Linked DNA regions of Homo sapiens: region 2 is linked to region 1. Evidence: read pairs that join two places in POLR2A ChIA-PET (ENCODE). Cell type or tissue: endothelial cell of umbilical vein. All regions are shown on one strand. Each heading gives the region's core, and the rest is flanking DNA. Links, peaks and the distances in the headings are about the cores only.

The links. ChIA-PET counts read pairs that join two places held together with the same protein. Peaks named below come from ENCODE experiments on the same cell type or tissue, not always from the same donor. Only the 100,000 strongest peaks of a DNase experiment are listed, where the experiment ranks them.
Region 2: POLR2A ChIA-PET joins it to region 1 with 6 read pairs; 2 of 35 experiments call an interaction of 5 or more read pairs at or near these places.

What each region holds. Positions count from the first base shown.
Region 1 is chr6:155,014,614-155,017,522 of GRCh38, reverse strand. All of the region lies in intron 1 of TIAM2 (TIAM Rac1 associated GEF 2), which reads right to left. Among named protein-coding and RNA genes, the nearest start is that of TIAM2, 21 kb to the right of the region's middle. In endothelial cell of umbilical vein, for the core only: no CTCF peak of the experiment used is centred there; DNase peaks (open chromatin) are centred at 1,342 and 2,692; H3K27ac peaks cover 235 bases.
Region 2 is chr6:154,953,679-154,956,587 of GRCh38, reverse strand. No RefSeq gene overlaps it. Among named protein-coding and RNA genes, the nearest start is that of TIAM2, 40 kb to the left of the region's middle. In endothelial cell of umbilical vein, for the core only: no CTCF peak of the experiment used is centred there; no DNase peak of the experiment used is centred there.

The DNA.
Region 1 (2,909 bases), core at 214-2,713:
AAAAAAAAAAAAAAAAGACAAAATGGAGTAGGTGATCTTGTAGAAGCAGTAGTGACAGGAAGCAAGGACTTATATCAACCACTGAAGCTGCTGCCCCACCCAAGCTCTCAGCTCTCAGGGACCCTAGACCCCATGTCATCTACCCTGGTCTCCCCAGCCCCTTTCACAGGGGTCCTTCTGAGACAATGTGTCTCCCTCTACCAGCTGCAACCCATTTATCCCCACTCATTTCCACAATCACGTCATTACCAACCTGAAGCCCCTTGCCCCTCAGTTTTCCTGGATAAGCCTTATTAGCCTATAGAAAGTAAACTGCCAAAGTCCCATCATTCCATCCCTGCTCCTGGACCAGCCAGACTCCTCGGGAGACTGCCTTTCAATATCACCGAATGCGGTGGGCAAGGAGGGAAAACTAGGAATTCTAGTCTCGAACTTTCCCACAGCCCTGCCTGTGAGTTCCTGCTCTGTTTACTGACATATTAATTCTCTGTCATCTACATCAGATCAACTTTTTGAATGTACTCAAGTATCCGAAGCCACTCCAAGGCCCCTTCATGCTCAGGTGATATCCCTGCCTCCCAAGTTATTTTATTTATTGATTTTTATTTATTGATTTTTATTTTGAGATGGAGTCTCGCTCTATCACCCAGGCTGGAGTGCAGTGGCATGATCTTGGCTCACAGCAACTTCCGCTTCCCAGGTTCAAGCGATTCTCCTGCCTCAGCTTCCCGAGTAGCTGGGATTACAGGCACACATCACCACACCTGGCTAATTTTTTTGTATTTTTAGTAGAGACAGGTTTCACCATGTTGGCCAGGCTGGTCTTGAACTCCTGACCTCAAGCAATCCACCCGCCTTGGCCTCCTAAAGTTCTGGGATTACAGGCATGAGCCACCAAGCCCAGTCGAGCAGTCTGGTTTTTTTAATTTACCATTTAAATGTAAATACCATTTAAATTTAAATGTAAATACCATTTAAATTTAAATTTACCATTTAAATGTAAATACCATTTAAATGTAAATACCATTTACATTTAAATTTAAATATAGTATTCCCATACTACCAATCTCTCTCCTCCCAAGCACCATTAACATCTACACAATAATTTTTTTATCCTTTTATGTTCTACAAAAATGGGATTATAGTATACAAGGTTCTTGCCTTTTCTTTTCTCATGGGAATCCTTCCAGGTCAAGTGCAGAAATCCAAGGCATGGACGTGTGACATCTTATCCAACTGTTCCTCTGTCGAAAGCATCCACTTAGTTTCTAATTCTTTGCCACTACAAACAATGCTGCAATAAATATTCTTGTGCAAACAAATTACATACAGCTGCTTTTATTTCTATGGGAGAGAGTCCCAGGGGAGGAACTGCTGGGTCAAAGGCTATGTGTGTTTGAAATTTTAATAGACTCTGCCAGAACTCTTTCCAGAATGGTTATTCCCACCAGCAACGCTTGAAGATCCCCTGCCAGCAAGTATTGTTGCCTTTTAAAATTTTTGCCAGTCTTGATGGTCTGATGTACATTACATAAAGGTTTGTTTGGAGTTTTTTTTTTTTTTTTTTTTTTTTTTTTTGGTTTTTTGAAACAGGGTCTTGCTCTGTGGCCCAGGCTAGAGTGTAGTGGTGCCATCTTGGCTCACTGCAACCCCCGCCTCCTGGGTTCAAGAGATTCTCCTGCCTCAGCCTCCCAAGTATCTGCAACTACAGGTGCCCACCACCATGCCCAGCTAATTCTTGTATTTTTAGTAGAGACAGGATTTCACCATGTTGGCCAGGCTGGTCTCAAACTCCTGACCTCAAGTGATCCATCTGCTTAGGCCTCCCAAAGTGCTGGGATTACAGGCATGAGCCACCGCGCCCGGCCTAAAGTTTAAAAACTCTCCCTCACCTCCCATCCTGCTCAAAACTTATTTAATAATTCTCTTTTTCGACAATTCTTTCTGAGTCCCCTTCTCTGCCTCCTATTCTTCTTCCACCTCCAAAATTTAAGCAGAAAACAAGGCTCTTGCCTGTCTTTTTTGCCTCTCTTTGCACATCCTTCTTTGACAATTTCATTATTTCTCATGGTTTCAGTCATCCCCTCTAAGAGATGAATCTGAATCTACATACCCAGCCCAGACCTGTCTCTCTTGAGCTCCAGATTTCTAACTGCTCACGAGGCACTTCCCATAGAGCCTGCTGACACCTCAGAAATCAGAAGAATCAAACCCAAACTCTCCTTGACTTGACCCAAATGTAATCTTCCCCCAACTCCATTAGTAGAGTAGCATCATCCTTACCACAGGTACACAGGCTTGAATGCCCAGTGTCATTTTTTACCCCTCCCTATGCTTTGCCCCCATATCCAGCCAGCTGCCTCATCTGGACGGTTCTCTCTCCTCTTTCTTATCCCCCCTGTGCGGACTCTCTGCACAGATCACCAGGACTCCTGCAGTAGCCCAGCTGGAACCCCCAGCTCCAGCATGCACACCCTACTCTGCCAGTCCAACCCTCCAACACCTCCCCACTTGCAGACCAAGTTAAACCCAGACATCCTAACCACACTTTCAAGCCCTTACCAGCTCTTGTTCCAGTCTGCCTCTCCAGCCTCCTGACGGACAACTCATACTCCAAACTCAACATGAGCCTGCCCCATTGCTTGTAGCCTAAAGGAAATTCTTTTCTCATAGGAGAAGAATTTGCAAAGAAGGAATCAGAAAGGTAAACAGATGCTTACTGCAATTCCCTCTGCTGCTCTGGCCCTATCTCTGCCAAGGAAATGTCTTTCTCTCTCATACTTTTAAAAAGGAAAAATATTTGGCAGGAAAAATTAAATAAGTAAATGAACCACATAATATAAAATGACAAGAACTCACAATTGAGTGTACGTAGATACTCACAAAAAGACCAAAAACTAAAGACAAAA
Region 2 (2,909 bases), core at 248-2,747, 61 kb after region 1:
AGTAATGATGGGGCCGAGTGTTGTGGCTCAGGCCTGTAATCCCAGTACTTTGGGAGGCCGAGGCCGGTGGATCACCTGAGGTCAGGAGTTCAAGACGAGACTGGCCAACATGGCGAAACCCCATCTCTACTAAAAATACAAAAATTAGCCAGGCATGGTAGCAAGAGCCTATAGTCCCAGCTACTCGGGAAGCTGAGGCAGGAGAATCACTTGTACTCAGGAGGTGGGAGGTTGCAGTGAGCCAAGATGGGGCCCACGGCTGGCTGCTTGTCCAGGCCTTGGCTCTCTCCTGCCAGATGGTCCTACAGACTTGCCTGTGCCTTGGGTTATGAGGAGGGAGACATAGTGTGGTTGGCTCAGCATAATCACAACATGGACCCATGGAAAAACAGGAGCATCCACAAGAGGGATACCTGAGGCTGGAGCTCTGCCGGGGAGAAAAGGTGATGACAAAGAAAGATAGGAGAGCTGGGCATGGTGGCCCATGCCTATAATCCCAATACTTTGGGAGGCTGAGGCAGGAGGATAACTTCAGCCCAAGAGTTCAAGACCAGCCTGGGCAACATAGCAAGACTCCATCTCTAAAAAAAAATAAAAAATTATCCAGGCATGGTGGCTCATGTCTGTAGTCTCAGCCACTTGGGAAGCTGAGGCTGCAGTGAGCCAAGATCTCACGACTGCACTCCAGCTTGGGTGACAGAGCGAGACCCTGTCTCAACAACAACAAAAGAAGAAAGGAGCCATAAGAAATAGGGCTTCATGGAAATATGTCTTGTCAAAGGGAGAAGAGGGAGAGTAAAGTGCAAAGACGAAGGAGAGAGGCCAGGCACGGCAGCTCACACCTGTAATCCCAGCACTTTGGGAGGCCAATGCAGGCGGATCACCTGAGGTTGGGAGTTTGAAACCAGCCTGACCAACCTGGAGAAACCCCGCCTCCACTAAAAATACAGTATTAGCTGGGCATGGTGGTGCATGTCTGTAATCCCAGCTACCCGGGAGGCTCAGGCAGGAGAATCACTTGAACCTGGGAGGCAGAGGTTGCAGTGAGCCAAGATCACACCATTGCACTCCAGCCTGGGTGACAAGAGCGAAACTCCATTTAAAAACAAAACAAAACATTAAAAAAACGAAGGAGAGAATGCCGTTTGGGAATTACTCAAGGCAGCTCTTTCCCTTTTTTTTTTTTTTTTTTTTTTGAGACCAGTTCTTGCTCTGTCACCCATCCAGGCTGGAGTGCAGTGGTGTAACCATGGCTCACTGCTGCCTCAACCTCCCCAGGCTCAACTGATCCTCCCATCTCAACCTCCCAAGTAGCTAGGACTACAGGCATGCACTGCCACACCCGACTAATTTTTGTATTTTTTGTATAGATGGGTTTTGTCATGCTGCCCAGGCTGGTCTTTAATTCCTGGGCTCAAGTGATCTTCCCACCTCAACCTCCCAAAGTGCTGGGATAACAGGCATGAGCGACTGCTCCCAGCACCCTTCCCATCCTTGATCTCTCCATGCGGATGCTCAATGCGCTTTGAGGGAAGCCTCAATGTGCTCTGCAAACCCTTAAGTCTGTGAGTGCGTGTGTGGCTATGGAGTAGGGGTTGCAGGCGAGTTTGCACGCCTCGGCAGGAAGGGGCTGGCACTTACCTGCTTATTCTCCCTGGGCTCAGATGCTCAGGTGAGGGAGAAAACCCAGGCGGGCTGCTGTGGGGTTTGTACCTAATACTAAGGGGTCTACCCCAGGTGCACACTCACAAAATCTCATTCAGAGTTCAAAGAGGTAACAAAAGGAACGTGTGTGTGTACCGCATGCGCGCCCACAGTGTGAGTTTGGCACACATGAAGACATATGCCCATATGTTTACCCTCTCAAATTTTCCAGTGCAAATTAGGAGGCTGGTTCTAATAACATGGCAATAAAACATCAAGCGTCTGTGCTACAGTCTCTCACCAGGCATGGGAAAATGGTTTATCTTGGATCCCGGGGCAGCCACTAATGTAATGAGAAACTAATAGATGGAGGAACCATCCAGACACAGTTTCAAGGCCACAGAATTTTTCTTCTTATCCACAACAAAGTCTCAGGAATGCAAGACCACAGGCACAGGCTGGAAAACTGCACAGAAGTGGAGTTCTCCTGATGGGAGAGATTCACACGGCAGCCTCGGTTCACAGAGGTTTCATATGGAATTTCTCTGTGGAGGGTTGTACAGGAAGCAGCTGAGTGGAACTCTTAAAATGAGAGCACGTTACAGAAAGACTCCAAAACTATGACTCTCATCTCACCTGAAGACAACCGCTCCTTTTTCATGCATTTGACAAGACCATTTTCATATCAGTCAGGCATTTAACTTTCATGTTCATATAAAAATTCAGTACTTTTACCAATAACAAGAAGTTTTGGTTCTGGGGTTGTTTTTTGTTTTTGGTATAGTTGGGGGTTTTGCTGTGTTGTCCAGACTGGTCTCAAACTCTTGACTTCACACGATCCTCTAACCTTGGCCTCCCAAAGTGCTGTGATTATAGGCAGGAGCCACCACATCTATCCTAACAAGAAGTGTTTTTGTGGCGTTTTTTTTCTGTTTGTTTTTTAAGACAGAATCTTGCTCTGTTGCCCACTGTGGAGTGCAGTGGCGCTATCATAGCTCACTCCAACCTCGATCTCCTGGGCTCAAGCGATCCTCCCACCCTCAGCCTCCAAGTAGCTGGGACCACAGGCACGCACCGTCACGCCCAGCTAATTTTTCTTATTTTTAGCAGAGACAAGGTCTTGCTTTGTTGCCCAGGCTGGTCTTGAACTCCTGAGCTCAAGCAGCCCTCCGGCGTTGGCCTCCCAAAGTGTTGCGATTACAGGCATGAGTCATGGTGCCCCATCTAACAAGATGTTTTAAAAGAGCTTTTTCAAAAATATAGAA